Regions from separate parts of the Mus musculus genome. Here all the other regions are linked to region 2. A link is a loop called in an ENCODE intact Hi-C map of the cell type or tissue named here. Cell type or tissue: left cerebral cortex. All regions are shown on one strand. Links, peaks and the distances in the headings refer to the core of each region. The heading gives the core; the rest is flanking DNA. Region 1 overlaps Cntn1 (contactin 1). Region 2 overlaps Cntn1 (contactin 1). Region 3 has its middle 81 kb from the start of Cntn1.

Evidence for each region. Hi-C counts contacts between places; a loop is a spot of excess contacts. Peaks named below come from ENCODE experiments on the same cell type or tissue, not always from the same donor. Only the 100,000 strongest peaks of a DNase experiment are listed, where the experiment ranks them.
Region 1: a loop joins it to region 2, with 2.0 times the contacts of the local background. A loop is called at or near these places in 5 of 42 quality-filtered maps.
Region 3: a loop joins it to region 2, with 4 times the contacts of the local background. A loop is called at or near these places in 4 of 42 quality-filtered maps.

Annotation. Positions count from the first base shown.
Region 1 is chr15:92,221,538-92,232,553 of GRCm38, reverse strand. Cntn1 (contactin 1) reads right to left here. Exons shown (of 24, transcript NM_001159648.1): 4 at 3,799-3,931; 5 at 281-453. Among named protein-coding and RNA genes, the nearest start is that of Gm36901, 26 kb to the right of the region's middle. In left cerebral cortex, for the core only: no CTCF peak of the experiment used is centred there; no DNase peak of the experiment used is centred there.
Region 2 is chr15:92,157,287-92,168,302 of GRCm38, reverse strand. All of the region lies in intron 1 of Cntn1 (contactin 1), which reads right to left. It overlaps Gm36901 (a long non-coding RNA gene), which reads left to right. Exons shown (of 4, transcript XR_003951622.1): 4 at 1-985. Among named protein-coding and RNA genes, the nearest start is that of Gm36901, 38 kb to the left of the region's middle. In left cerebral cortex, for the core only: a CTCF peak has its summit at 6,322; DNase peaks (open chromatin) are centred at 3,972, 6,412, 6,627, 7,018 and 1 more place; H3K4me3 peaks cover 2,619 bases; H3K27ac peaks cover 1,722 bases.
Region 3 is chr15:91,964,450-91,975,465 of GRCm38, reverse strand. No RefSeq gene overlaps it. Among named protein-coding and RNA genes, the nearest start is that of Cntn1, 81 kb to the left of the region's middle. In left cerebral cortex, for the core only: a CTCF peak has its summit at 5,894 (motif pointing left); DNase peaks (open chromatin) are centred at 3,396, 5,892 and 6,182.

The sequences.
Region 1 (11,016 bases), core at 1,115-9,114, 65 kb before region 2:
GCATTGGATTCTATGGAGATGAAGTTACAAGCAACTGTGAACCACTCAACATGGATGTTGGCAATTGAACATGGTGCTTCTGCAAGAGTAGTCGGCATGTTTCAACTCTGAACCATCTCTCCAGGAGAAGTGATTTTAATGGAAGAGAATGGCTGAGGTAGTTAACCATCCCACAGTCGACACCCTCACATGATATTTACATAGACTTGGATCAATAATTAAAACACATGTAACTTCACTTCGAATAAATCCACCCTCTAAAAAGCTTATGATTACTTACACCCGAAGCTCAGAGTTGCCTCCGTGCTCCTGACCATTCCGTAGTTGTTGGATGCCAGGCAGTAGTACACCCCAGCGTCTTTCTGTTTGTCCGGGTTGTTGATAACAAGGTTTCCTCCGACCATACTGTACCGATCGTTTGTCAGGTCCACGTCCCCGTTATTCATTCTCCATCTAGAGAAAAAGACGTTAGTGTTACACTGAAACTCGTAAGTCTGGGAACTGTCGGGCTAACTTTACTCTGAAGTAATTCAAGTACGGTTCTCTGTGAAGGGAGATGATCATGTACACGAATCGACGGGGTTTCTAAATGATCGAGGATCCCGAGTATTTTGAAACATGAATAATGATTTAGCTAAGGTGGCAAAATGTGCAAACTCCCAACACTTTCCCACATCTTAAATGAAGAAGTATCCTAAAGGAAAATGGGTTATTGAATTCTATTCCTAAGATTGACTTCATGTATTCCAGAGATGAAGTTCATTATTTAGACATGAGCATACTTGATAGCCATATTCTGCTAGGTAGTTTCACAGGCACCTAGATACCTTGCATAAAATATTAAGACATATCTCGAGCAAAATTAAAATAAGAAGTATGAGTATCTGGCTAAGTAGCACAGCGATTTTTCAATAAAACTAAAGGAGACGGGCTGTGTGGTCAGCCATTAACACGCGTTGACCACTAGAGGGAGATCACGCAGTTTAAAATTGCTCTACTGGGTCTTAATCCAAACCACAAATGAAGTGGTAAATTCAAATTTTCTTCATCCTCAAGATATTATTTAGTGGTGCCTTTTCATATTATTGAGGGGCAACTTTTGTTGAAAGCATTTTCATCCACTGTATATTTGTATGTGTAACAGTGTCAATGAAAAATATCGTGGCTAACAACACTACTCTAGGAAGGAGACATTATTTAAAGTGGAATTCTGCCTTTTCTGAGTGAGTTGGAGAGAAGAATGCATGTAAAAAGACGTTTCACTTATGATTATAGTAAAAAAATTTTTTTTACAATTATGCTGTGCCGTGCCAGGGTCTATCTGTTTAAGCAATGTCCCAGGAAAAACATCAGATAAAAGTCCTGACCTTGAAGATCAGGGGGGCAGCTGTGGCTAGTTTCCAGATGCCAAATACATTCCTGATACAAGTGAAAGTAATGAAAAAACTGCATGACTTCAGAGTGTGTTTGTAAGTCAGGTCCCTAGGACATTTCCCTGTTATAATCCTTATGGGCTAAGAGCTCATTTCAAAAGCAAGAACACACAGCGTTCGTTCCGTTCTTGCTTGCTGCAATCACTCCAAATCACCTGCTTTGATTTCAGCAGGGCCAGTCTTGCCCTGGGCATGTGGAAGTGGTTTGGGGTGATCATCCCACAGGTTTCCTGGTCAGGCAACTTCAATGGTCGCGATTCTCCCCTGCTTTATTGGGTCCAAGTTGTGTTAATTACTTTGACTTCCTGTGGCTGGGGTTGTTTAGGGAATCATAATTTTATGCCTTGCTGTGTTTGGATAAATTCATGGTCTATTTTCAGAAATGTGTGTTGAGACCACTGGGCCTTCAGATAAGCTTTTATTGCAGCGCTCGCTTCTTGGGGGCGGAGAGTGGGAAAAAGTGTGTCAAGGCTGATGAGGGGCAAAGAAAATTCCTTGTTGTACCTCTCACCTTTCAGAAGGCCACCATGAATAATCCATCACCACAGAACACGCTCCAGATATAAAACTACTGTGCGAAGGACACAGTGAGTGATTACTGTGGACAGTATGGTTTCTTCTGTCATTCACAACATTTGAAAATCATCCTTTCTACCCAAACAAGTCTCTCATCTTCTCTTCCCCTTTATGCTTTTATATTGCAGTCTGATGCAGCTGCCTCTTTCAGGATTAAACGTCTACTTGGCGCCCCCAGCTCCCTATATTAATATACGGACAGTCAAGCCAGATCAAGCTGGGCTTTAGTTTGGCTAAAACCTGTTGGGTGGAGGGGGGGCATATTTTGCATTCATACAGCCTCTGTGCGGAGAAGGTCCATACCCCTGCCCATGCCATGTTCCTAGAAACACTGAGCACACACAGCACCTGCTGAATGGTTGCTTCCAAGCCAGGCTGGAGGCTGCTGGCGAGGCCAGTATCTCAGAATCCTCATCGCTGAAATAGGCTTGAGATTTACACACTATCTTTAGATATCATCGCACCTGTGCTTTGGTCAGGCATCTGTATTTAACTTACATGGTCAAGCCAATGTATCTAATTTAGTATTTAGCATCCTGTCTTGTAAAATTTCTGTAGATACATTTCCTCCACAGACTATCACCTATGCCAGCCCATGCCCAAGACCCTGTACAGAGGTCATTGAAGTAATTTTAGCAACCAAATAACTGTTAGAACAATTGTGTTCTTTGTAATTTATGTTGTCCACCCATGCACAAAATTGAAGCCATAAAAATAATGCCAGGATGGTGATTTTTATGCCTAAATTCATATCTTACTGTAAGAGTAATTTTATAATGATAGCCAGAGGCAGGAAAAAATGAACACAATTAGAATTAAGTGGTGAGAAAGAGATTTTTTTCCCTATAATAATTTTGTATAATAATAGAAAGCCATTTTATAGTAGGAAGGATGCCTACTATCGAAAATTAATTAATTCATAGACTTCAATTCAATCAGGTGATAATTGTCCACTGCAGTCCCAATTTCCCATAAATCACTTTGTGGGTTTCCCCCCCCCCCCCAGGAAACACTTCACAAAAGAAATTCAAATTCACTGGCATTTGGTTAACTTTCAGTCTTTGAATAAGATTACATTCATAAGTTTATACAATTGTATAAACTCTCTGTAGCACAGAAACCCATTTTTAACCATAAGAAAGTTTTTATGATCGCACAAAGAAGTCACTCAGGAACATCAATCAAAAGAGACACTGATGCAGCTCAGAAGGGAGATATACTTAAGACACAGTTATTTTTTGTACATGCTGGAAATACAGCTCAGTGGTAGAGTGTTTGCCTCACATGCATGAGCACCTAGGTTCAATCCTAGCAACGCAGGAAACTTTCTGCATTGTCAGAAATAGAGATTTGTGATCACTGAGAAAGGGTAACACATTCTGGAACTGTCTATGCGAAGAACTCTGAATGTAGTTCCTATAGAAATATTACTGGTCACCCAATGATTTGAGTTATCAAGGATAGTGCACATAAAATTATTTCATCTTCAAACGTATATACTTAATGCTTTTATGCAATATTTGTTTGTTCTGAAGCTTCAGTTCCGTTAGATGATATCAAATCTACAAGTATTGTCACCGAATAAGTAAATTCTTACATATATTTAAGAAAATTTTAGATAAATATCATATAGTGTTTTCAATAGTGTATACGTCAGTATTTGGATTGCTGTTCACGGACCCTATAGACTTGTCTTAAGTTTCTTTATAGATTTGAGGTCACGGATGCCACCTGTACTCTCCTGCCCTACCCCTCCATTCTAAAACAAGCTGTGGGTGGAGAGCATTACTTGTAAACTGGAAATGGGCTGGCGCGTGCCCGGCAGTTGAGTGACACTTTTCCTTCCAGTGACTCTTCTGGGTAAATGGTATTGATTGGCTGCTCTTCAAAAATGGGCCCAAATCCTTTGTCCTCCTCAGACACTGAAACAACAAAAAACAAGACAATTTTATAGTGTACACCCTTGTAACTCAAAGGAAATTTGGTTGCATCAAAAGTGCCTCTTTTTCTCTTGTTTCTCATGGTTTCTAAAGGTACCATTAGCCAGTTATTTACATCTCCCTTCATACACACACACACACACACACACACACACACACATATATACACACACACATACACGCACACACATATATACACACACACACACACATACACACACATACACACATATACACACATACACACACATACAAGCATACACACACACATATATACACACACACACACAAACATATATACGCACACACACATACACACACATATACACACACACATACACGCATACACACACACACACACACACACACACACACACACACACACACACATGCACATACCTCCATGAGTTTGCCTGAGCGTTTCTACTTTCTGAGACCATCATCCTGCTTTTCCTATTAAGTTTGTAGATTTGTGACCCAGCCATGGTGGTAATTCCTTCAGAAGGCTTTCTCCGATGCTCCTGTTTTAAACCATTCCCTCTTGTGGCCCAATGGCTTCCCACTTGGGCTTTGAGACTTAAAATACCTGCTTTGATTTTTGAGGCAACCTTCTGTCTCACCACACAGAAAGGACATAGAGACAGGTGACTTCTTTAATCACTATACCCAGCTAGTCAGCTGATTAGTGGGCTAGAATGTGAAGTTGCTTAAGAGTCTAGAAGGTCAGAATGAAGCAATAAATGAATTTCTGACTGCTCTGGGGAGATTATCCTCTTTTTAAGTTTTTTCTTCTTGCACACATGACCAGGATGCACACCCAGCATCATTTGGAACAACATATACACAAATTGAGAATATGGGAGTTGTGAACTGGCTTGAACCCATCACAATTGGTTTGTGCTACCCAGTTTGGGAAGCAATTTTCTGTGAGTCCATCCTGTCTGGAAGGAAGAACAAATGGCACCATACGGAAGGTTGTAAGAGGTGGGAGTCACTCACATATCACTGGCTCAGCAGCATCTGCATACCACAGCTAAGAGCCTAGTGTTCCAAATGAATTAGCAGTGAGCCATGTGCCTAAAAAGGAGGGAAATTCTTTCCTGATGTCGCTGAGATGGTTCAGATAGATGCAAACTGTGGCTCACTCCTCCAGCTTGTGTCATGACTGTTTTGTCTTTGTTTTTGGTTTCATTTATTTAAGATGGTCTCAGATAGCCCAAGCTGACATCATACCCCACATCTTCCTGACTCTACTGCCTCAGGTGTTGGGATTGTAGCATGTGCCATCATGCCAGAATCTTCCAGCTTAGTTATTCCCCTTTATTTAAAATATATTTTTCATGAAATATAATTTGATTACAACTCTACCCCTTCCTTTTAGTTCCTCCCCATCCAGATCCACAGCCTTTCTGTCTTTCCTTAGAAAACAAACACGTATCTAAGAAATAATGATAAAATAAAATAAAACACACTAAGAAAAAATAAATCAGCAGAGTACAAAGAAAAACAAAGAGAAGAAAAGGAGCCTAAGAAAGAGCACAAGAAACACATCTAAATCCAAAGGTGCATGCGTTCACACACAAGGAATTCCCAAACACAGAGAACTAGAAGCTATAAATATATGCAAAGGACCCTAAAGTAAAAACAATTAAATAATACATCATTTAATGATAATAGATAAAATAAATAAATGGAGGGAAAAGAATGACCTGACTCAGTGTTATAGATCAAAGAACCTCCAAAGATACCACTGAATTTATTTGGTGTTGACGATCTACTGCTGGGCATGAGATCTGCCTTAAGAGTGATTTGCAATCCCATAGGAAGAACAACAGTATCAACCAACCAGACCCCCACCCCAAAGCTCCCAGGGATTAAACCACCAACCAAAGAGTACACATGGGGGGACCCATGGCTCCAGCCACATATGTAGCAAAGGATTGACTTGTGTGGCATCCATGGGAGGAGAGGCCCTTGGTCCTGTGAAGGCTCAATGCCCCAGTGTAGGGGAATGCCAGGGCAGTCAGATGGGAGTGGGTGGTTGGGTGGGAAAGCACCCTCATAGAAGCAGGGGAGACAGGATAGGGGGTTTCCAGAGGGAAAACTCGGAAAGGGGATAACAGTTGAAATGTAAATAAATAAAATATCCACTTTTTTTTAAAGAGTAATTTATTTGTGCAGGTCACGTGCATGAGGCGTCACTCTTTGAGAGTTCATATATTTGTCAATCACACTGTGCTTTGAAAACCTTGTTTCTTTGGTGTCTTCCATCCCCACTGGCTCTTACACCTCTTTCTAGTTCCTCTTCTGCAGAGTTCCTTGAGCCTCCAAGGAAAGGGTTTTGATGGAGACATCCCATTTATGACTGAGTGTAGCAAGGTGTCACTCTCTACATATTGTCTGTGAGTGTATTTGTTCCCATCTGCTGCAGGAGGAAGTTTCTCTGATGGTGGCAGAGCAAGGCACTGACCTATTAATATGGCAGAATGTTGTTAGGAGCAATTTTATTGCTATGTTCCTTTTGTAGAACAGAAGGAGTTGGTTTTCTTGTAGGCCTCTGGCTGATCTAGCTTCAGGTTTTTTCTTGGCCACCCAAGCAGGGTTGATATGTTCATTTCACGGAGTGACCTTGAATCCAATCAGATATTGGTTGGTATTCCCATAAGCTTTGTTCCACCATTGAACAAGTCTCTTTTGAAGGCAGGTTGCCATTGTAGATTGAAGGGTTTGTAGCTGGCTTTGTGTTGAAGTATTTCCATTGGAAGCATGCTGAGTACTTTTGAGCACCATGAACACTAGTCTGTAGGTGAAAATGCTTTAGAGAGGCACCAGCTTGACTTCTCTGTGTTCAGTGGGTTGTGTAGGTGCTGTCTTCAGGAATCAGGCCTAACAGTCAGGTTGTGAAGAAGAAACAATAGCCTTGGCAATAACCTGGGTTCTTTGGGGGACCCCATGCTACTGCAGGGCCAACAAGTTGGATCTGGTATAACCCTTTCCCAGAAGCTTCATTTGTTAGCAAGAGATGTCCAATGGGGGCTCTGAGATTGCTTTCAAATAGATGATTTAACTCAAGAGGCATAATGGATTTTATCTTCACTAACATCAACCTATGAGATCCTGTCTGAAAATAAATTACCCACTAACAGTGGTAGACCCCTACCTTTTCTGTCGTACTAGCAATATATGTATGTATATATGTATGTATGTATGTATGTGTGTATATATATATATGTATATATATATATGAAAATATATAATGTACTATATATAATTGAAAGGCAATTCTGCAAAGAGTTTATATAAATATTAAATTTGTGGTTAAATTTGTATAGGTCAAACAGAGGAATTTATTTCTTCTTAATGGCAATAATTTGCACAAAGCATGTGTGTTCATTTTCCAATCCTCCAGTAGCTTCTAACTTCTACAGGAACTGACTATTAAACCTTAGTGGAATAAAATAATGAAGTTAAATTAATCTTCATAAGGAAAAATTACATTTAAAATATTTTAGTTTTCTCATTTCCAGGATAGATCAATACTATTTAATGAACATATGGTGCTTATATTTCTAGAATTTTCTACCTTGAGTAAGACAACGAATCCCCTCTAGGGCTTAAGAATGATTCTGAACATTTTATTCGGGAACTGAAATTGGCCCTGAAGAACAGCAGTTACTGCCTACAATTGTTATACTCAGCAGCAACACAACCCATCACCAATGTGGTCACTTCACGGTCCACTAACTCACAGGTGTGTGCCCGACTCAGATCAAGAGAAACATCTTCCAGGAATAGATAGCATAGCATCAGACTCAGGACAGGACCCATTAAAGCAAATCTATACCCAGCTTCAGGAAAGGGTGTCTCTGTCTCTTGATAGTCTAGCTGTAGGAAGATGCAGGTAAGAGTTTTAGATGTTCTGGAAGTTTTATAGAGTTGAGAGAGAGTCAGGGGAGGGGGAACATCTTAGGTTACATGAACATTTAATTAACATGTTTTATTTTGACCCGTGTTTTTTTTACATATAAACTCATTTTAATAAAAAATAATTTTTTAGTAACTATCATAACTCTACCACAGGAGTGATTACTTTATCAAATATGGTTTAAAATGTTGTTAAGAAAGTAAAAGATCACACATGCTTATTTGAAGTAACACTTGCAGATGAAGGACAATCAAATGCGATTGCTTCTCTGTGAGTGGGCTTTTCATGTTCATAGAGTACAAAGTCAGTCCATGGCATAATATAAAATTGGGTCCTCACATTTTTCCCATGTGGAGATGGTCCTCTGTAATCTTGCTATTTGGTATTATTTCCAAAAATTGAAAGTAAGACTGCAGTCTGTGCTTGAGAGTTATTTTTAGTCATTTTTATAACTGTCTTGAAATAGACTATATTTTCATTCTGAAATATGTCATCTGAATCTGCTATTAAATAGAATTTTTGCATAAGTGTGTTTTCCAATGAGTCTCAGAAAAATCTATTAGGAAAGAAAGAAATGGTACCAAAAATTGAAAAGCCTATTGTTAGAATCCTCATCATATTTACAGTATTTCTTATTATGGAGCTGAGAGTGGTTCAAGCTCCCTTGAAAGTCAATCAACTATCCACATGCAGCAAAAGCTATATTGTTTAGCACAAACTTCTTGACATTATTGGTTCTTTCTTCACTGAGAGAATCAGGATGTTTAGGACTTGGGTTTTAAATACTCTGGCACCTCCATCACTTAGGGTGATGGGTAAGAAGTAACATTGTACCAATTTAACATTCCTAACTATGCAATACTGTGAGTTCTTCCTTAAGTCCAATTTTTTAAAAGGATGGAGAAGATTGGATTAGCAGATTACGTTATATAGACTAAATTTTGCTTGGCTATTCATCACAGGTAGAGTCCATCATGAATTTATAGACCCCTTGGACCTTGAACCATTTCTTCAACTCTTAGACATGGCTACAAATATTTCCAGGATCCTTCATATCTGACTGTACCTTAAACGTAAAGTCTGTTGTAGCTGGAGAGAACCTAGACAACGTAGGGCCATGACATTTCTTTCAGAGGAGTCTGGGAAAGATTTCTTTTTGTAAACAGAGATAGAAGATGGGGGGGGGGAGAAAAAGGAGAAGAGGGAGAGGGAGAAAGAGAGGGAGAGAAATGTCCCGTCTTCACTTAGAATACTGTCTGTTCATGGGTGATAGCCAGCTGTGCACTTCAGGGAAAGCTTGAAGTGGCTTACTGCATTACATCACAGGTAGCAAAGAGGCAGTTGTTGAAACTTGCTATATTCAAAGAAGATATATCAACGGATTGAAAAGAACAAGCATAGGAAAGAACTTTTTTGTTACATTGGTGTGAAGAAGATGGACTAGTATAGAGTTTGAAAATAACATGTATTATTATTATTATTATTATTATTATTATTATTATTATTTATTGGTTTGTTAAGACAGGGTCTTTCTATGTAAGCATGGGTGTTCTGGAACTCTCTATGTAGACCAGACTTGTCTTGGATATCCATCTGCCTCTTCTCCTTCCAAGTGCTGGGATAAAAGCCATGTGTCACGATTCTCCCAGTATATGGAATGTATATGTGTTGATAGAGATAGCCATAAAGAGGGAGAAGTTGACAATAGGGAAAGAGAAAGTGGACATTTTCTGTGGCAACAGGTTAGATGGACCATATGAGATAGAACTACTGCATAAGAGCACAACAGGGTGTGGTGAGCCCTAGAAATGGCAGCACAGCACTGTTGCAGATATGAGCAGTGGTCAAAGAATATAGGGGCAGCCTATGGAATTGCCTTCTCGTCATTTCTAATCTCCCTACATAATTCCAGCCAAACCCAACATGTTGATGTCAGAATGCACAAGTATTTTAGAGGTGTGAAGAGAGAGAGCCCTATGACATGACTGAGGGGGGAAATGGCCATGTAAAGAAATGTTGTGTTTGCTGGGCAATCTTAGTATTCCACCTGAAGTGAAGGGTCACAAAGTTAACATAAAGGAAGTGTCCATATTGGTCATCAGGTAGATGAACATATGTATGTATTATGTCTTTCCTCAGAAATTCACCTTGCAAAAGGGGGGACTTTGGTATGCGCAGAGGCAAGGTCATGTGAGGAGCCACGGGGAGAAGCCAGGAACAGCCGAAGGCAGGCACTGGAGTTATGCCTTTACAATCACAGGGCCATATGGGGCCAACGGCAGCTGGAGGAGGCAAGGATTCTGCAGGTTCTAAGGGACTGTGGTTATGCTAACACCTTGAGTCTAGGTTCTATTTTCTAGGGATGTGAAAAAGATAAATGTATGTTCTTAGTGACTCAGCTAGAGATGTTTTATGATGTCAGTGCAAAGAAATGCCTGCACTTACTTATTTTAGTACTATAAACCTTGACTGCAATTAAAAATAAACCATTACACTTAACTCAGCAGCAGGGTTTCCAGTAGTTTATGGTTTATTTGACAATAAAATACTTTCTGATGAAATTCCTGTGAATATTCTATAGAAATTGCAAGTCTTTCTTTCTTTCTTTCTCTCTTTCTTTCTTCCATCCTTCTTTCGTTTCTTTCTTTGTTTCTTTCTTCCTTCCTTTCTTCCTTCCTTCCTTTCTTTCTTTCTTTCTTTCTTTCTTTCTTTCTTTCTTTCTTTCTCTCTCTCTTTCTTTCTTTCGCTCTTTTAAACTGTTATCAGTCACCCTGTTTATTTAGAATTTGTACAATTTCTACTTGTTAAACTACTTCAGGGTTCCTTGTGTACGTACAACATCCATCATTAAACACACCTTGAAACATATATCATTCCTCTAATGCAAATTCCATTTTTTTCTTCAAGAACTGTTTTTTTTTCATATTCCCTACTTATGATAAGGTTCTTGAAGTCTAGTCACTGCTTTTTATAAAACTTACATGTAGTGATTGCCAGCTCACAACGTAGGAGGGAAATGGCTTTGACAGGATTTGGGCTAAGATTGTTCTTTAAACCTACAAGTAGAAATTCTTTCCCAGTCCAAATGGCATCATTTGGATTTGCCCTGGAGTTTGTCACACGGGATGCCAGCAGTTCTTCC
Region 2 (11,016 bases), core at 1,411-9,410:
AATGGTAGTCACAGCAATTGTATAGTCACTATGCTGGAGACTCTATGTCTTTCTGAGAGCTGCAGTTGTCTAGTAAATTTTCTTTGCTTTTTTTCCCATTTCAGTTGACCCATTTTGTCAATGAAAACAGTGAAATACTTCTGTCTACAGAGCAACTGAACAAGGAAGTTCCTAATAAGTACTTTCTGAGTGAGGAATCTAGTGAGGTCCTTAATCTAAAAAAGATTCATGGTGGCACGTGTTGATAGGGCATAGAAGCAGAAAATAGGAGTTTGGGGCCCTTCTGTCCCACATCTTTTAGTCAACAAGATGGCTCAGAGACTAAAAGTGTTTTTTGTGCAAGACAAGCCAAGTTCAGCCCCTGGAACTCATGGTAAAAGGAACATTCTACTCCTAAGAATTAACTTCTAACTTCTATTTGCACATGGGTGCCTGCATTCACACACCTATGTGTGCTCACAGGCACACACACGGACACACACACACACACAGACACACATGCACACACACATGCATAGGGACACACATGCACATGGATGCACCCGCACATATCCACACACACAAGCACACAGGCACACGTAAGTAAAGGACTCACAAAGATAGACAAGACCATTGCATTTCATAATTGTACCTGAGACACTGAAGAACAATGACTCTCTCCCAGGACTCTGAGTGAACTGATTGTTTCTCTGCCTTTATTTACCCTGGGGACCTACCATAGTGTCTGTCTTCAATAATGCCTGCCATAGTGCCTACCATCATGTCTGCCATAGTGCCTACCATCATGTCTGCCATAGTGCCTACCATCATGTCTGCCATAGTGCCTGTGGAGTTTTCCATAAAGTGTTCCTTTGCTTCAGAGATTGGCTCCAGTTTTTATATATCAAAAGTGCTCGTGCTACATTCATGTATATGGGGGCAATGGGAGTAGCTTTGCAACCCATGCAGGTATTTAAAGGTCAGTTATAATGGGTATATTAAGCCAACCCTCTTTCTGCATATATTAGTGAGCCTGTCATTTATATATTAATCTATAGTAACAGTTATTAATCAAAGGGAACTTGGTTATGTTACTTAACTGTCTAAGGGTTTTCATGTAAGACTATTTCCTAAGAAAAATGGTGGTTATATGGGAAGTTGAGGCTGAAGGCAAAAACAGGACAAACAACATATTTACTTACTTAAGGTTAATGAGCACATAGCTATTGTCACTCCTGGTAAGCAGAGAAAACAGGACATTTTGTAAGGATAATGCTGTATTTCCATTTTCCATTCTTTTATACTACTCTTTTGAAAGAAATCAAACTTCTCATCCCTGTGGACCATATACCTCAGCATTATTTTCCAGCCAGGTCCTGACATATTTACATAATAAAAGCTGTCAAAAATCCAAATTTGCAGAAAACACAAAACTAAGGAATAAGATTAACTTTACATCCATGATCATTTTTTTACAGAATAAATTTCCTCCATAGTATGAATCTCTAAGTTTTACAATAAAGATTTTCCGTATATGAGATCTTTGTTCATTTAAAGCATTTTTGAAAGATTATAATAAAAGACATTTTAAAGGAAGATATTTTCCCAAGCTCAGATACAGAGGAATTTTGTAGTTGTCGTCTTTGATATTTATCTATTTGTTCTTGAACTTTGGGGCCCCTGTACTGCTCTATTTCTTTTATTACTGGTTCATTTAGCCCACTCCTGGCTGTCTATCCATCCATGTCTTCACTAGCTTCCCCTGTTCTCCTGTAGCACCTCTTTTTGCCAACTGATCTATCATCCTCCATCTGTTGAATTTGCTATGTTCTTTCTAGCACAACTCCGCCTCCGGCTTTCCTCCCAGCCACCTATCTTGCTGCCCTTCCATCTGCCAGCACGAGGAACATCTTTGCGACCTATTCATAACCAAAATCATGGCAAGTGTTACACATAAACTTACCAAACACTCATTTCTTAAAGGGCCAGCGCAATCACAATAACAACTTACTATTCACCCTCTTAAAAGATCAAATGCACATTTGGCATTTGAATTCTTCTACATCATAAAATTCTGAGCCATGTCCAACATTATTCAATGACAGGGTCTTGAACAATAGAATGACTCCACTTCATAAAACCTAATGTTTTAATACTATTCTTTGAAGCCTTACTTTCTGTGTGTTCCAATCTGTTAATTATGCAAGGTTCATTGTCCAGAATTCTGTATACAATGATTAGAGACAACCTTTTCTTTAATAGTACATTCTCACATTGGTTCGGTCCAGTTCAGTTCCGTGAGCTTAGTGTTACAGAAATAAGTTTTAATTAGGATATGTGCTACAGTTACCATAAGATATCAGAGACATTATGTAAACAATGCTAGCACTGGTAATTTTAGTTTTAATATTTTGAAACTTATATTGCATAAAGCATGAATCTTCCCTCTGTCTTGAAATACTTACTTGGCAATTGGAGGCTTGCCTTACTTAGTAGTTGGAAGCATACTGGAGGTTGAGTAGGTCATAGGAAAACATTCAGGCAACATTATACATTGTTGCCTATTCATAATTCAAAGTTATTTACCCTTTATCTACTGTGACTCTGACACTAGTTAAGGTCAGGTTTATAGGAGGCACGCTCTGGATTTATCTTTAAAAGGCATTTTGGCAAATAAAACACTTAAATTAGTGGGTGTTTACTACTCTAGTTATGCTAATTTGTATTGTTAAGATGTATTATAAGATGAAGTTTTCACATTTGCTTTTGACAGACTTTACTATTTGGGTTTGAAGATGATAGAAGATGTAGAAATGAGATGATACTCATTGGTTATTGAAAAGACAGTTCATTATCCTCACACCAGGAGGATTTGCACAGATGCAAAGAGGATGATCAGAAGGCAGAGCTAGTGAGGGGCTCTGTGTCTTTCAAGGGAAAAACAGAGATCATTAAGTAGGCTGGTTTGATTTCACAGGCTCTGGGACACAGGGAGTAGGCATCTTCTCCTTTACCCACTCTCAATGATGGAAAGTGATTCGTGGTCCAAAGTATGGGCCAGAATAACAAGACTGTTATAGTGTGGGTTCTGAGTTGGTGGTGTACACTTGAAAAACGAGTTCAATTCGTTCCCTAGCAAGGTCAAATATTCAGAACATAGAGAATGAATGACCGATGGCCATAGAAAGGAAATTTGAGAGTTATGTGATATGGATCACAAGATTCCTTGGCTGCAAATGTTTCCAGTGAGACTATCAATGTCTGTGATGCTAAGCATGTTCAGCATTGAGCCGTACACATTACTCTGGCAGGGAAGGTTTGGTAGCCTTCCCCATCACCTTTCTGCCCAACTCTACCATCTCTGTCCTCTGTTTCATGATTGACTTCAGAACAGATGCTTGGAACCTAATCAATGATACTTCTCATGAATATTCTACTACCAGGATCCACTTTAAAACTGGCAATACTTGTGTCTTCAGTTCTTCTATGACTTTTGCCAAATACTTTTGGCTGACAGTATATTGTACTTCCGCTCTCAAGTTTTTGTTTATTTGATCCCATTGAACATCAAGTCCATCTTCTCATGCTTATACAGGGCCAGAAACCACATTAGATCCTTAAATATACACTTATCACACTAGGTTGCCCTTGAGAGGAAATGTGTTGAGAAATTACAATAAAATGGAGTGAAAAAGAGGGTCAGTTGGTGAAAGAGACACTAAGCTGTTTTTATAAGACTGAACCTCCAGTCAGTTCTTTTTTTGTTTGCCTGTTTTTTGTTTGTTTTGTTTTGTTTTGTTTTTGTGAGATAGGATCTCTCTATGTAGCCTGAAACTCACAGAGATCCACGTGCCTCTGTGTGGGGATTAATGGCAGACAGCACCACACACCTCAGTCAATTTCAAAGAGCATTTCTGGGGACTGGAGAGATGGCATCACAGTTAAGATCCTTTGCATCTATTCCACTGGAACCAAGTTCAGTTGCTGGCACGGAATCCGGTGACTCACATTCAGCCATAAGTACTACCAGCTCTAGCAGCCAATGCTTACTTCTGCCTTCTGGGAACACACACACACACACACACACACACACACAAGCACATCATACACACAGTTACACATAATTAAGGTGTAGTAAAAAGTAAATTCTTAAAAAAAGAGTATATATGAAAAGTATTTCATATAGTATATTCAGGGAAAATGTTTCAGAAGGGACTACTTTGGACATTTTTCCAATGGGAGACAAAGGAGACGAAGTTTCTCCTTGCCAATCTTTGTTACGGTTCATACAGGGAAAGCTTTGTGGCTTTTGCAAGGATGGAGCTCAGGACAGTCCCTGGGATTCCCTAAGGGGTGCTTTCTTACTGTGCAAATAAGCTATTATTTAATCAATTTGTGTATGTGTTAATGTTTGTGAAAATTGGAGCAACATCCCTCTTCAAATATTGATTGCCATGTCTCTTAATCTCCCACAAGTGATTCACAACACCCACAGTCTTAGCTGAATTATTTTTATATGTGTGTGCTATTTTGCATGATTCTAACCTTTTTTTCATTTGTCCTAATAAGGTTTAGTTGTATAGGCTTGACAAGAACAGATCGGGAAATGAGAGAGAGAAGAAAACTTGTTATTCCCACAGATAACATGAAAAAAGAATATATCACTGTTGGTCCAATATGCGTGGAGTCTGGTTGGGAAGTAGAAGAGAAAGCACACTCCTCTACTTCAATTTGTTACAAAGTGGGTCCATTTCATATCTATATCATACATACTCCCTATAGGAAAATTTATGAGTCTATCATTTTGAGATGTTCATGCCTCCTGATGTCTCACTCTAAAATATTAACAAAAAATTTTTAAATGTATCACCAAACTTTACATTAATGAACTACATTCAGAATTCCTGAAAGACTAGTGTTTAATAAGCTTGATGCATATAAAATCCCAGTTCTATTGATTCCCATTTCATAGTTTGTATTTTGTGTCTGGCTACTACATCCATCCCTCAGCCAGATGCAACACACAGTACTGTTATCACTCTCACCACTCAGTATTTACTACTCATCCTTAGGCAACAGCATCCCTAAGTTTCTGTCCCCCTCCTGTCTTCTCCATTTTCCTTTGGATGCTAAGAACCACCTCGGGCAGTAGGCATTTGAGAACTGAATACTGTGGCTCAGCATCAGGAGACTCCAATAGGCAGGTACTTCCCTTCCCTCAGAGAGAACTCCACCTGTGACTTCCCTAGTGTGACTGGACTAGACTAGTCCTACAGACTGAACACATCAGCAGGTGTAAGCCGTCTGTGCCACACCAGGCTGCTGACACAGGCCCAGGGGATGGAGGAATGCTGGCAGAAAGGCTGTGTTCTGGGAAAGGATTGGGAAGTGGATAGCCTGGCGGCTTCTCACTGTTACGGATTTCTTTGTTTTTCAGGAAAATGAAGCCCATTGAACCAGAAAACAATCTGGTTGGCTTTCTTGACTTTGGTGACTGATAGATGGTGACCATATTTTTAAAATTTAGTCTCAACAAATATGCTTCATGCATATTATAGGTCTTATAACTTATGAATTATTATATTGCATATATATATTCACTAATAATGTAAATGTACTTGGAAAAGCATCCTTAAGGAATCTCATAGTTTAAGCCTTTCAGTGAATACTTATTGATCTAGTTTTATACCCTAAAATGAAGCTTAGGGATTCGTGTGCTGGACATTTAGTTGCACTTAGGAACTGCCATGTTGAGCAAACAGTTTTAATTCACAAAACCCTATTACCGATAAGGTCACGGAGTACTCTGTGTTCAGTTTGCTAAGTCTACAATTGTCATAAGCTTAATTTTTAAAAACAGCAGGAAAAAAATAACTCTAATTTCCAAGTAAATTTTACAGTATTCTTTTGTAATTCTTGTCATTTTGGAATACGGTGTTCTTGGCAGCCAAGGAAGAACATAGGTAAAAGTCAGGATGCCAGGAGGCAGGGGGGGAGGGGGAGGGAAGGGGGGTTAGGATGGGGTGGAGAACTCTGGGAGGGGATACCAGGAGGGAGGGGCAACATTTGGGCTGTACATAAATAAAGTAATGAATTTTTAAAAAGTCAAACTGTCTCATTTCTGACAAGGTCTTCCCTCAAGGACATGTTGTTGCAAATCGTTCTCTTTACTTACATCTGCTAAAAATAAAAAAATAAAATTAAATTAAAAAAAAGCAAGGCAGTTTTTTGGGTATGACCGAGTACTGCTGCATTTTCGGGTCTGATCACCTTTGAGAACAATTTGAAATGAGGACGTCAAGGTAAGAATCTGAGCTGAGCCCAAGCCCAGCCACAGCCCTGCTAAAACTTCTCCAGCAGGAGGTGACTTCCACTTACCGATTCAGCTCACTCCCAGGCTGCCCCTCCCCACTCGGCCAGCACCCATCTAAGCAAGGCGCACACATCTAAGTTCCTGCACGTTCTCGAAAAGCCATTGCATGAAAAATAAATACTTCACACCCATACCGTCTGATATATGAAATAATGTCATCTCTCGGTTTACACAGTAATAAGTGAGGCTGGACGAGGAAATCTATACCATCGGCACCGCGTCACCGTTATCCCAACTGGGCACATTCTCCTTTGCAATTACCTAACCTAGAGAAAAATCGTGGACTCACCGTGTGGGTTGAATCATCTGCCGATCTTGCTATAATATCTGCTTCAAATTGCCCCTTTGAATAGACTCAGGGAGAGTTATGACACAATGGGCTTCTCTTCTGCAGCAGAAGGCAAGTTAAAAGGACCTCATGCTGTGACCTCAGAGGCAGGCATAGCCGCTCCCATCCTTCAGCCAACCTTCTGCAAAGAACAGGTTATAAGACTGCAAAGCTGGATCTCCACATAGCGATACTTTCAAATAAAGCATTCTGGGCTGTGAGCTGTGGATTTACATTCCCGAACCTGGCTGGCTGGAGTCAATGCTGCTTCTGTGCCTGAAAATATTAAGCATTTCACTGCAGTCGCTTCATGCAAGAAACTATCTGAGGCGACTTCACAAACCCTGTCATTCTGTTCAGGGACTAAAGAATGAGCAGGGCATGCATAATTCATGCATTGGAGTCTTCAATGCACTTCCTGTAGCCTGGGCTCTACCCAGTAATGGGCTATTGATCACCTCATCCCTAAGACAATCGCAGAGCCCTGATTGGTTTATTTCCACAAATAAAATTACAACCTAAATCATAGGCAGAAGTCTCCAGCCCGGCTGCAGCCTCTCAGGGAAGATATTCTCAGTGCCGAAATGACATCTGCAAGCTGCAGAATGTCGAAGCTGGACTCTTTGGGGGCAGAAACGACAGAATCTGCTGTTTTCGTTCGTTTGAAAGGGCAAACTCAGTGCAGGATCAACCCAGGTATTCCATACTACCGGTATAACGCACAGAGCTGTTTCCTTCTCTGTCACCGCAGAGACATCAACAAGAACAAATGAAAATTAAGACAAAAATTACATAAAAGACACACACGCGGCAGCAAGTAGTAGAAGCGTTTTTACCTGCCTCCTTCAGTCACAGTTCTTAGAAGAATTATTCTAAAATAGTTAGCTTGTCATTTCGGCGATGTGGAAAGGGTCCCTTCTATTCGAAATCACAGCGGATCATGTGATTATCTCTATTAAATATTCTAGACCATAATTACTTTTTATTCTGGGTGTGTCAATGTTCTGAGTTTTTTTTTTCCCCTCTGAGCATTTAAGCTTCAAAGAACATATCATTGTTTACACTGGCTGGAAAAAAAACCCCAGCTGTTCAACAAGATGTACATTTAATTATGCCTAGATTCACTATAAAGAAAGAAACAGGTCCTAGCACTTTAAAATGCCATCATAGTATTTGCAGAAATACTACTGTGGGAGGTCCTTGTGAAAATGTGTGTATCTATAATTAGTGAACATCCACTACTCAAAGACCTCTGGACTAAAACTAGTTGTCTGGTGTTTCTACACAGGAGGTGCAAACATAAGCTCCTGAAGCTGCTGAAAGCTATGAAGTCATGTCTTCCCAAAGCCTTTTTAAACACACACACATGAGTGCACACAAACACACTTGCAATTGATATTCCTATGCTATCACACTTGATTCCCTCATAAATCCAGAGGGAAACATTCTTGCCTTGGGGCTAAAAAACTACAATGTGAGAACAACCATTTTCTTACCCAGCACTGTAGATGGTGCAGAGCAATTGCCTTTTAGAGAAGCATGACTGTGTGGTCTTCAATCTGTCAACCAACAGTAGATTCTAGCTTTTAGAGGCAGTACAGGTATTGATGGAGACACAGGTGCAGTGGAGAGATAAGTTGAAAACTGGTCCTTTTTTTCTAAGTTAATATGAGGAAGATCTGCACCTGACTGATGGAGACTCTTCTAGAACAGGCTGTATGGCAGTGTAAGACACTAACCATCCAATTACTTTGGTAATAATAAGCCTATATTCATGCTATTTTCTTATGCCAAGGGTAGTTCTTATATTTATAGTTATATTATTTATATTTATATGTTACTGCCAATCTAACAAAATTTAATTAAATTACATGGTAGATCTTTTCTTATAATGTTTTTCTTTCTCTAATTAATGACCTTTGACACCAAATATAGGATTGAAGGGACTCAGATTTAAAAAAATAATCTAATTTAGAGATCTACTAAAAGACACAATTTCTCATAAAAGATCATCTCATTTAAAATAGCAAAAGTTGGGAATAGGGAGAGATGGCTCATGAATTAAGAGCACTGACTGCTCTTCTGGAAAACCTAGGTTAAAATCACAGAACCCACATTACAGCTTGCAACCATTGGTAACTCCCGCACTTTCTGGTCTCTGACTGCATCATGTAAACACACAGTAAACAGGGATGCACGCACACAGAACACCCATATCAATAAAATAAAACAAATAAACCATTGTTCTTTAAGTTAAAGTAAATAGATACATAAAAAGAAAAAAGATGGTTTTGGAATGTACTGGGTATGAGGATATGAGGGTACTATCATATAGAGAATTTAAATTCATGATGTAATGTTCAATAACTATAAATGACATGATTCAATAGTGTATGTCTAAGAGTTTTAGTTTGGTCCATCTTTCTAAATAGAGTGGGAAGAATTCCCATGTCTTTTTCCATAAAAATTATGCATGACATCTATCTAAAATGAATTACATATGGCAGTTATCTGAAAATGGAGAGAACAAACACATGCGCACGCGCGCACGCACACACACAGGTGGATACTTGCACAAGAGACATGGGCAGGGAGTCAAATATTTGATCTAGAATGAACAAAGAATTAGGAGCCATCAAAAATAGGACAATGATATATAAGACAAACAATGACAACAGTAAATCCCAAAGAATTCAGAAGGCTTCAATAAGTCCTGAATGAAAGAGAGTGCAGAGAGGGGACTACAACACCCCCAGGGTAAAACAAAGCTTGAGGCTGTAATAAAGACCCAGTGTCCCTTCTCCTGAAGTCTGGCTATTCCTTGAGGAGGGTGGAGGGGATGACATTTAACCAATCATTCCAGAAGGATGGAAAAGAGACATGGTCATTTCAGGTAATTTGATCGCCTGGCAGATCAAAGGACTTTCCCACATTTTGAATTTACTATACCTGCACAATGTAAAATAAATTCTGCAAAGGACAACAAAATAAATTTAAAAATTAGGAATAAACCAAGGCACGTGTTAGATTGTCAAATCTGTGATATGTATTAAGATGTATAACTGATCTTAACTCCTATAATTTTAAACAATGTATGGTGTTTTTTGAATAACCCAGAAATAGTCAAATAATTAATAATAATATCATAATATATTGGAGGAAGAATTCATTGTTTTTAAGACAAGGAGCATGAACTATATGGAGGATATTGTGCATCTTGCAATTGAAAACAGTTCTTCTATTTGTTTTACCAATATCACAGAAACACTCTTGCTCTCATCCCTCTGATTATTTTAAAAAGTATTTGTGCAACATCTACATGCCAGAAAAGTTTTCTCTACATGCTAGAAAGCCAACCATTCATGTAGCAGAGTTTGCATAGTATATATATAGTAATATATATACTATATATAATTTCAGAAAGCATGTAAAATCTTGATTTAAAAAGTTGTATATAATAACTGATGCACATAAATATTTGAGGAAAATTCTAGAACACAGAAACTTAGCCTATGTGCTAAGTACACGCTAGACACATGCAAATTCCTCTTAACTGTATTCCAATATTTCAGGCATTATGGTGGAAATATTAGCATGGCTACCTATCCTAAGGAGAACACTCAGAAATGAATCCTTTATGGGGGAGATACTTAAAGAAAATGATTGGCGTAACAGATTAACACAGGTTGTAATGATGCACCGTGTATCAGGCTCTTAACAATAAGACCCTGCAGTGACATTCACCCTTCTTGAACATCAGTCATGCACAGTGAGAGCAAATGTGTGTTTATCAAAATTTGGGTGAGAATTAGGTAAGAGCACAGAGCACAGTCACAAAAAATTGCACTGATGGTCCTGAAAACACCTTCCATTGCTTCATCTGTACATTTTTATTAATCTCACAGAGTCACTAGGAAATTTAAATATTGTCATTACCTTATGCCACTTAACACAGTTTCCGTGTAACACCTTTTCTTTCAGAAAAAGGCACTTCTAGAGGGGAGGAATATTATGTGGTCATGAAAGATAGCAGGATGCAATAGTGAGCTCGAGAAAACCAAGTGTCGATGGTAGGAGATCATGAGACACCATGAGCATATTGATTGTATGAGAACATGGGACACTTATAGTTACATCCATGCTATTAGAAGTAGGACATCGTGGATATATTGATGCTATAAGTAAGTGGGACATCATGGATGTACTGCTGGTATAAGAATATGGGACACATTGGAAATATCAATGATATTAGAATGTGGGACCTTGTGTAAATTAATCCTATGAAAATGTAGGACCGCATGAAAATATCACTGGTATGAGAATATGAGATAGACAA
Region 3 (11,016 bases), core at 922-8,921, 190 kb after region 2:
CTCCCCTACCACCACCGCTGTAAAGGATATCCTGCTCTAGATCTCTACTATCACAGAAGGAGAAGGTTTATACGCTGAAGATAATCAAAATTTGACTCGTATCTTACTTTCTGGTTTCAAATTACATTTTCTTCCTTCAAACTGCCCAGGATAGTCATTGTTTTTATTTTTATCCAATTTGTATTGACTCTAGCAAGGCAAAATAATTTTTCCTTATTGTGACTTGAGCCCATTTTTAGTAATTTTTTCTAAAACTTCATTTAGAGTATTTTCCCCCTTGGACTTGTAGAGCTCTCATTTTCTGAGGCAATTAAAAGGCTCTTTGATTTCTTGTTTGTCTCAATAGAGAGCTGAATAAATGGATAGGAAATTGCATTTCTATTGAAAATAAGGGAAAATATCCCTAAATACAGTGCCAGCACTCAGATATTCTTATATTGCCTCTTTTAATGAGGGATAAATGTCCTCATGCAAATTATTCTAGCTTCTGAGCACTAAGAATTGGCAAAGTACAACACACGATATTTTGCCTGTGTTCTCTGGGGGCTCTTGTATGCCTCAACTCCCCATGGTCCTTTTTATCTGAATGGCGCATAGGTTGAAATGTTGAAAATTTAAACTTCTGACCACCTCAAAATCTCCAATCAGAGTGACTGAGAAAGGAAAGGAAGAAACAGCAACAGATCCTGGAGAGAAGGTGGGAAAAGAGCTCAGCTAATGGGGACATGAATTAGTGTTAATTAATGGGGACATATGGGCATGGGCATGAAAGTTCCTGTACGTACAGAAACTGCCATGGACCCAGCTATACAACACCCGAGAGTAAACACGAGAGAATCAAAGCCATCAGATGGGCTAGTTAGCTTTGCATCAACTTGACCCAAGCCATTCGGAGTCATTTGGAAAGACAAAACCTTAATGAGCGAATGGCCCAATCAGATTGGCAGGAGGGCAAGCCTGTTGGCAGGCATAGGAGCAGCATTTTTTTTTTTTTTTTTGATTAATGATTGATGTGGGAGGGATAAGGTCACAGTGTGTAGCACCATGCTTAGGCTGGCAGGATTGGATGTTACATGAAAGCAAGTTGAGTGAGCCACAAGAAACTAGTTAGTAGTGTTCCTTCATGGCCTGCTTCAGCTCCTCCCTCCAGGCTCCTGTTTGGGTTCCTGCCCTAACTTCCCTCAATGGTAGTCCATGTTATGGAAGAATATAACTTTGTTTCCTTTTGTCTTCACATTACATGTGGTCATATTGTTTGATCACAGCAATGGAAACCCTAACTAAGACACCAGGTATGTCTCCATCCATGTTTGTTTTGTTCCATGCTAGTCACAATAGCAAGTCATAGAATTGATGGATATGGAAAGTGAGTGGGAGGAAGGGAATGGAGGGATGGAGGGAGGGATGGAGAGAGAGAGAGATTTTCAGCCACAATGATCAACAAAGTTTAAAATTGTGCCCAGGGGAATCTGTAGAAACGGAAGTGATCTCGTGAATAAAATAAAACAGACTCAGATAGACAGAGTTCTCAGGCTTTCATTTCAGAGCAAGTCTAGATTTTAAAAAGGAAATATAAAGAAGAAGTATATTTAGGGAAAGGAAGGACTGTGAGGGGGAGGAGTGATATCCTAGAGAAATGGGGTGATTAATATGGCCAAAGAACCCAGCATATCTAGAAAACTGTCAAATGAAGCAAGCATGCTACCTTGTTCTATTAATGCATGCTAATGTAAATTAATAAAAGTGAGCCTAACAACGTGTGGTTTCCACTTTGCTACGTGGTAAGCAGCTAAATTTCTAATAAGGAAGTGGACAATGGAGGGACTGTGGACAGCGTTGAAAGCTGCTTCTACATTGCAGGTCTAGTCCCTTTCCTTAAAAAGGCAGGGGGAGGGGGACACAAATCGCTGTTTTCATCTCATCAGACATAAATGAGTGGAACTGTGTAGTATGCCTTGCTGTAGATGATTGGCAAGCAGCAGACAGTACACTCATCTCTTCTGTGTCCTTTCAGAAATCTGTGTGAAGTCAGGTACGATATCATATCACATTAAATACTGTTCATTATTTTTTAAGACCAAGGAATTCTTTTTAATAGCAAATTTTACTTGGTTTAATTTGGGATGAAATTACAATTCCCCAGACAAAACAATGCAGCCAGCAAGGAATGACATTCCTGACAATTTTCGGGGTGGGGAGTGGAGAGTGGTCTCTAATGGCTCCCTTTGTGCCCTGTAATCTGATGTCATCTCCCGCCCCTGCACCTGGAAGTGAAGAACTCCCATATTCTGTGAGGAGAGTGTTCCCAGTGACCTACTTCTCTGCATGGCTGCTGTGTCACTTTCTCACCTGAAAGAACTGATTGATTTCAAAGACAGCAGCGCACTGAGATACTCTCTGATGCCAGGAGAATTAGATCCAGACCCAAAGGTGCAAGGGCAACCTGGACTAAAAATAGCCCACAAGCCTGAAAGTTGATTAACACCAAGAGAGTCCGTTATTAAGTCGCTCAATTAGAATATCTGCACTTGGAGAGTCTATTTCAACCTTTTAAGGCCTCATATATGTTAAATACAAGAACCTGGGCCTCACTGGGCACAGGGGAAGAAATGGGCAAAGGCTTCCTCTAGAAAGCAACATGGACAAAACGATAGGGGCAGGATGAAAGTTATTGTCTGCGCCCTCATCTAAATTTTCTCTCGGTTAGCATAGTAAAAATTTATTTAGTTATTATTTATTTGGAACCCTACAAACATTTTAAACTTTGAGATTTAAAATCTGTAACGCCCTCATGTGCATGCTATTTGCTGCTGGGTCATGCTGCAACACAGTGGCAATGTGATTCCAAACATTCAACAGGAAACATAAAATCTAACCACTCCCTAAAAAAAGAGCATTGGCTATCCCTGGATGGAAGGTTGGTTGCTCAGGCTAGCGTGGAGTCCTTGAGTTCTCCTCCTTTCCACCCATCACCAAGCCCTGCCAGCCAAGCTTCTTCACACTGCAGTCACCCCCTCCTCTCTGTGTGCCCACGGTGACAGCCCTGGTCCAGTCCACCAAATCCTCCTGCCTCAGCAACTTCAGTAATCTCTCAACCCTCTTCCTACTCTCCTTGTGTTCCTCAATCTTTTAAATTGGCAGACCAAAATTTCATGTTATTTATCTTATTACTCCCTAAATCTCCTGCCTACTGTTGGGTAAAGTTCAGCTTTACAGCGCTGGCTGGTAGAGAGTTAGTGGACTACCTCTGCCTCCTCTGCCTCTCCTACCCCTCCACTCTGCTTCAGCAGCTGAGCAGCAGGAGATTCCTCCCGCCAGCACAGAGGATCTTCTGTTAGCAAGCCGTGCCTTTTGGAGAGCGCTTCCATTTTGGCTGGATTGTGACAATGACTATAGCTCCGGTTTCCAGAATGAAAGCAACTGTAGCCCTCCCTATCCTGCCCAGTGGTCAAGAACAAGCAAAGGGCATGCTTCTCCTCATGGGGACATTCTCTGTCTCATTACCCCTTGGCTAACCTTAGCAATGTGCAACTGCTGGTGAAAATAGGAAACTTCCCAACCTCCCCCACACTCCTATCCCATACCTACCCTCGCTGGTAAGTGAAGGAAGACTCAGATTCTTAAACGGACCCCTCTGTGGGTTACTTCCCAAATAAAGGCAAATTGCTAGTGTTTTATCTGTTTTCTGTCTTTCCTTCTTGCTGCGTTCTCTCTCTCTCTCTCTCTCTCTCTCTCTCTCTCTCTCTTTCTCTCTCTCTCTTCCTCCCTTTCTCTCCCCTCTCTGGGATCTCTTACTTGTGTGTAACCCTAATTAGAATGTTGGAGGGTGGGGCTTCTTCTCCATTGTTTTTTGTCTTTTGTTGTTGTTGTTGTTGAACAGGGTCTCCCAGTGAGCCAGACGCTCTCCATTTAGGCTGGCTGGCTAGTGAGCTCAGGATCCACCAGTCTTTGCCCATGACACAGACACAGTCTCTCTAATTCTTCATAATGCTCATCATACCGTGAGCCTTCTATTTGATGTTTCATCATCCCATAGCTGACAAAGGCATCAGGCATACATGTTTTTGTTTGCTTGGCACAGAGCAGAGTACATGCTTGGTTAGTAAAGCCCTGGGTGGGCAAGCGGGTAAGAAGCTATAAATAAGTATTGCAGGGCTAGCAGGATAGCTCGGAAGGTAAAGAATGTTCCTTGCATACCTAATAACCTAAGTTCTGTCCCTGGATCCTAAGTGGGAAGGAGAGCACTGACTCCTGAAGGTCATCTAACTGCCTGTGCACATACCCACATGCGTACATCACACACATGTATGCTCTCACACACTGTGCACACACATAACCCAGGCACACACTCAAATAGCACTTACATCAAACACACACACACACATGCACACATCACACAAACACATGCTGTCACACACACACACATATTCTTATGCCTGTTACAGGCATACACATAGCTTTCTCATATCACACATACACACACTCTCACATATCACACACATACCATCACATACATACCGTTACACATGTTCACATATCACAAAACACTCATACACTCAGTCACACATCACACATACTCATACTCATATACACACTCATTCTTTCACATATGTCATAATACACACTCACACACATACACACCTATCTCAGATGTCACAAACATGCCCTCTCTCTCTCTCTCTCTTTCTCTCTCTCTCTCTCTCTCTCTCTCTCTCTCTCTCTCTCTCTCTCTCTCTCTCTCTTTCCCACACACAAAAAATAATATTTTTAAATTCTTATAGAAACAAAAACAATCTTTACCCTAGCCTAAGGGACAGTGAAGGGCAGAAAAGCATCCTGGAGATGCTTTATTTGAAATGAGTTGTGAAAAATAAGTGAAATCCTGTCAGGTAAAAAGGCAGATTATTAAAGGCTTTTTGCAATCTAAGTGCTGAGTTCTGACAGAAGGTAATGGTCTCAAAGACTAAGAAAATCACCACAGATGTGACCGAATCTCCATCAGGAGCACCCGAGACAGCCACGAATGCTTTTGGTTTTTTGTTTGTTTGTTTGGTTGGTTGGTTGGTTTCGTTTTAACTTTTGACCTCCATTGGTAACAAGTGAATTAATTAACTTTCAAATATAAATTTTATCATATGCTATTTATATTAAAACACTTAGGTTGAAATTGAGTATTTTCTTGGAAAGGAAACCTATTCTTTTTAATGACATAAATCTGTGAATTTGAATTATTTTTTCTTTTTTCTAGACAGCTTATTACCCAGGGGAATTTTCACATTGAATCTGTAAACTGGCGGTGGAGGTTGGGAGCTAGCTCAGTGAGTAACAGCACTTGGTGTTCACACATGAAGCTCTGAGTTCAAATCTCCAGCATCCATGTTAAAAAACAAAACAAAACAAAACAAAACAAAACAAAACAAAACAAAACAAAACAAAACAAAACAAAATAGACACCGATGCAAATACCTGAAACCCTAGGATAAGAGGGAGGAGACAGGCAGATGACAGCTCATTGGCAGACAGCCTAGCTTAAACTGTGAGCTTCAGACTCAGGAAGAGACCCTGTCTCAAATGAACAAGACAAAGAGTAATACTGGAAAAAACACCAGGCACCCTCCTCTGGCTTCTGCTTATTTATAAATGAATGTATAAGCCCCCATATAAAAAGGTATGCAACATAAACGTGCGTGCGCACAAACACACACACACACACACCACCCCCAAATAAACAAGTAAATAAGTAAAAATAAACACCAACCGGAAATAAGCTGATGGATTGATGGATACTTTAGTCTGTCGGGAAACTGGTCATAGTCTGATAATTTAAATGAGGACAAAACTAAGAGCCATGTAAGTGTTGCGAGAGGAGGTGACTCTTTGCTGCCACCTGGTGGCAGTCCGTTTTGCCACTGGACCCTCTTCCGAGCCTAATTTTAGATCTCCCTGAGGCTTTTAAGCCTCCAGAAACTACAATGAAACAATTTCCAGAGAAGGGTGCGCCTCCCACCTGACTGGGGCCACTACAGCGTTTGAGATGTCCAACGCTTTTCGCTACTTCTTTAGCAGCTAAGAGATGGGAAGACAACAGGATTAATCCATTATGGTAGATAACGGAGTCTAAGACGTGGAATTGAGAAGAAACTCGTGTTCCTGAACAGAACTCAGGACTGTTTCTTCGGAAACCGTCCCGATCACTAGGACTTCTTAGTCCGTTTTCTCGAACCGCTCCCTTGTACAAACAAATATGGCCTTTGAACCACTAGTCTACACACTCGTTTAAGAAGTGAATGGGACAAAAAGCACCAAACAGACTTGGGACGCACATCCCAGTGAGGACAGAAATATACATACGAGATCCTCTGAGTGTTGTAAATTATAATTGACATTCAGGAAGCAGGTGTGAGCGGCATGCCAGTGAGAGGACATCAAAGGATGAGGTGAGGGTGGCCTCCTGAGGACATGCACTTGAGATCTAAGGGAAGAAGATGTGCCAGTCACACAGGATTTAGCATGACCGTATTTGAGAGAAGTGTAAAGGCAGTAAGATGGCTAAGCCTGGACCACTCGATGTACACTATAGTTTCTACTTTAGTGGATTGAGGTTTCTAAGGCAAGGCAGTGGAAGATGAAGCTAGACCTAGGTAGTATTGGTTCCTGGGGCCTCTCAAAGGGAGATTAGAATTTGTTGTAAGTACAATGAATAAACATCGTCACGATTTGGGCAAAAGAATACCAGGCAATTTACATATTAAGTTTACTTCCTGGTAGCAAACAAGGCATTAAAACAAGACCACAAAGAAATAGATTTTATGAGCCACTGCGATCTCAGAAAACGTAGCTGGACAGACATTGGCAGGCTTCGAGGCCACTGATGACAGATATAGGTTGGATCGGTTGTGGACTCAAACTCCTGTTTTAGAAAGGGATTCATTTGGAAGAAAGGTATTTCTTTCTTGTCAAAAGAAGAAATCTGAGCTCCGCCTCTGCCCTGACTGGGTACCTGACATTCCAGGCTCCAAAACCATTACATCACTCTTTTCTTACAGTGGTTCTCAACCTTCCTGATGCTGTGACCATCTGACATAGTTTCTCATGTTCATCACCCTTCCCTGCAGGGGTCCTCAAGTTTCCTGATGCTGTGACCAGTTGATACAGTTGATACAGTTACTCATGTTGTGGTGACCCCCCCCCCATAAAATTATTTTTGTTGCTACTTTATAACTGCAATTTTGCTGCTGTGATGAATTATAATGTAATTATACATGTTTCCAATGGTCTTTGGGGGTCACGACCTGCACGTTGAAAACCCCTGCCCAAGAGTGACCATAGAGGACCCAGACAATCACCTGACTGGGAGACCACCCATCAGAAGAGAGGCTCATGGAGGGCATCCCCTAATGTGATGGAGAGAATAATTCTCTCGTTCTGTTATGAGATAATGTACCTATTCCCCAAGCAGCCCCTCCGTCCATGCAACTGCTACAGAGCTCCACTGCTGTTCTTACTCAATAACCATAACTTTTCCTATCCTCTCTTCCTTTCTCTTCCATGGATATCAGCCCAAATCCTAAGCACACTTGCTATGACTCTCTGAAAATACTCTCCTATTCTTCTCTAAAAAATCCCTCCATTTGATGAAGCTGTGTGCCTAATGACTTGCTGAACTTTCCTGTTCTCTTGGCCCCTTCCTCAGAAGACAGGGCTTTTCATCTTCCCCATCACCTTCCTCTTGGAACTGCAAAGATTCATAGCTTCTCTGCTGTGTCTACACACACACACACATACACACACACACACACACACACACACACACACACACACACACACACACACACCAAAGAACATACAGACCCAGAAACCAAAAGGAAACTTGTCCATTGTAGAGAAAAGGATGTCAGGAAGAATATTCATTAAAAATCAACTATGTTCAATTGTTTGAAGTCTGTTCACAAAACGGTGGTTGGGTACAGGCCTCTAATCCCAGCAACAATGAAGCATAGGCAGGCAGATCAAAGGCTATCCCAGGCTGCATAGTCTGTCACTATCTCAAGATTTTTTTTTAAAAAGATGTTTGCTAGTAAAATGGAAAATAACTTCATACTATTAATGAGTTTTATTTATTTTGATTTATTTTAATTCATGTCACTTTACTATGTTGGAATAAATATCCAATGTATGTATACAACATATATGCACATGTGTGTATATATATATATGTATATATGTACATATATATGTTTGCTAAAAAATAGTAAAATTAATACCTAAGTTATACTGAAAGAAAATAAAATTTCTACATCTCAGGATGCCATGAAAGGAATAACAAGAAAGTTTGTATTCTGGAGAGTATAAAGGATGGATTGGTGAGTTTTTACATCATGTACAGTTTACCACAAAACAATTGTTTATGTTTCTGTGTATATGTGCTGATGTGTAAGTATATGTGTATGTTTATGAGTATATATATATATATATATATATATATGGTAGTACATACAAACACACATATATGTTATTATATGTTATATATAATATATGTATATATATATATTATTCAATATTATATGAGGTTTTGCTTTGTGTCACCCTTTGATCTCTAGCTGGGACACTGGTGCTTATGGGTTTAGTCTTCTTTTTCACTGAAAATTATGTGAGATGATTTAGCAGTTTTGACTAGAAGACATTTTCTCTTTAATCACACTGACAGGCTACTTACGTTCTCCTTCTCTTATGAATACTGATAAGTTGTCTTAAAATGGCTTCTTCAGTTAAGTGAACAAATCCTTGCAATGGAGAGCGAACTGAAAGCCAGAATGGCAGACGTGTCTCAACAGAAATCTTACAGGAGTCTCTCATTGCCCTCAAATCTGCCTTTGGAAACTGCTAGAGGGCAGACACTGTCTGTATTGAAATTTGTGCTGGCTTGTTATTTGACTGTAGTAAAACCCTGATAATAGTATTAAAATAGAAACCTACCACCTTCCAGAGCATCAGTGATTGGCACATAAGCCAACAAAGAGCCAGCCAGGTTCTGGACTTGGACCGTGGGAGCCTGGTATGAGGCCCTAGTGTGTGAGGCAGTGTTGATCCCAGCATGTGCTTCTGCTGGGATTACATCCTCAGGCTTCATGGTGAGGTTCTCTGAATGGGTACATATGCGTTAAGCGTTGAAGTTTGGTCTATTGCTATACATTGCAATAAGTATTGTAATGCTATATGTATAGACAAAAGGTCTAGGGTTACTCATGACTTTTCATGTTTACAAGCTTTTGTTGTGCAAACCTTGTTCCTTGATTTAAAACTTTTGGTTAAAAAAAATTGGCTACAGCCAATTACTGGAGGGATTGGAGGTAGATGGATTAGGAGTGACCTTGCTGGTGGAGGAGAAGCCCAGAATAAAGAGGAAAACGGGCATGGAGGAGGAAGCTGTCATGAGGAGAGAGGAGCCATCAACATGTGGCCAGGAGAAAGAGCAAATGTCTGGGGTACACCGCTGGGGAGGTAGCCAAGCCTGCAGTCAGAAGAGTAGATTATGGGTGACCCCCAGGAGTTGTCAAAGCCAAAGAAAATAGCTGTAGTCTGAGTCTCATTTATTTGTAAGCTAGTCGGGCATAAGCTTAAACAGTTCTTACTACAGTTAAGTCAGGAAACAACCTTACACGTGGTTCCTATGAGTGCCAAAGACAATGAAGAGAAAACACATGGCACGTACTTAGGTTTCCCATAATGACAGAAGACTATTGCTTTCCTGGTCAGCAAACATAGGTAACTTAGGTGAGGGTCATACAAAAAAGGGGTAATTCTAGCTTTCAAAGATGATCTCTTTATGATTGTATATTGTGCTTCCGCGGAGGGAAGATTTACTAACTGTTTACTTTGAAGCAGTAAGCTCTGACCCAATTTCTCCAAGCCAGATGGCAAAGCCACTTCCAGCGGGGCAGATGGCCCTATTGATTTGCAGAACCGCGAAAACATCAGGCTTAGGAGATACTCTGGGATGCAACTGGTGCACCCAGAAGATAGAAGACGACCTTTGATGTTAGCCTGGGTACCAAGGAAGCACAGACTGTCAGAAAGAAGTGTGTGGCTTCACACACTCGCACAGTATGGAGGGTGTGAAGCGAAGCATTCAGAGCAAGCCAAGCTGCTCTCGCCAGCACCGGGCGCATTCAAGAAGCTTCATGAACTACCCCTCTTTGTGGATGGGTCCAGCAGTGTTTATGAGTACCAGATGTGCTCGCCATGAAAGGAAATGGGAGAGCCACACATTCATATTCATTAATGAGGTAATAGCAGACATAATCGGCAAAGGCATCTATCTGTCGAAGGCACACTGGTAAGAAACGTTACAAGGAAATATTGCTCAAATGGAAAGCATCCCCAGGATCTATTTTGCCTTGAAATAATTATAAATTATATTGAAAATAACAAACCCCAAGTTTGGCACTGCAAAGAGTGTATCTGCTTGTGATACACTGTGCTTAAATTCCAAGAGAAATACCTCCAGAGCTTTCTGGTAATCAGGCATCTTTAGAGATAGAATTAATTCCCTCAGCAATGATGAGTTCCTAACCTGCAGAGGCCAATCTGCAAATATAATATGGGAGAACTCATTAGCACCTGAGAAGATAGTGTCCTTGCTGGGAGTAAAAGCATTGATCAGTGGCTTCATTCTTTTAAGCATCACAAAAGTGAGTGTTCCCATTCTTTAAGAGAGTATTCAGGAATGAAAGATTTGAGCCTAGGCCTGAGTCTAAGAATGCTTTGTCTATACACCATGGTTTCCTAATCTCGCTTATGGGCAAGCTAACACTGACCTACAGGTACAAATACTCCATCAGAAATTATTCTTCTAGATAAACTACAATGAAATAATTTAAATTACAAGCTTCACACACATTTATCATCCTATTGCCTAGCCTTATTTACTATTTGACCCTAATTGTACTTATGGCAAAAGAAATTTAGACTCCTTGCCTGTTAATGGTTATAAATGATCAGATAATCAAGTTCTAT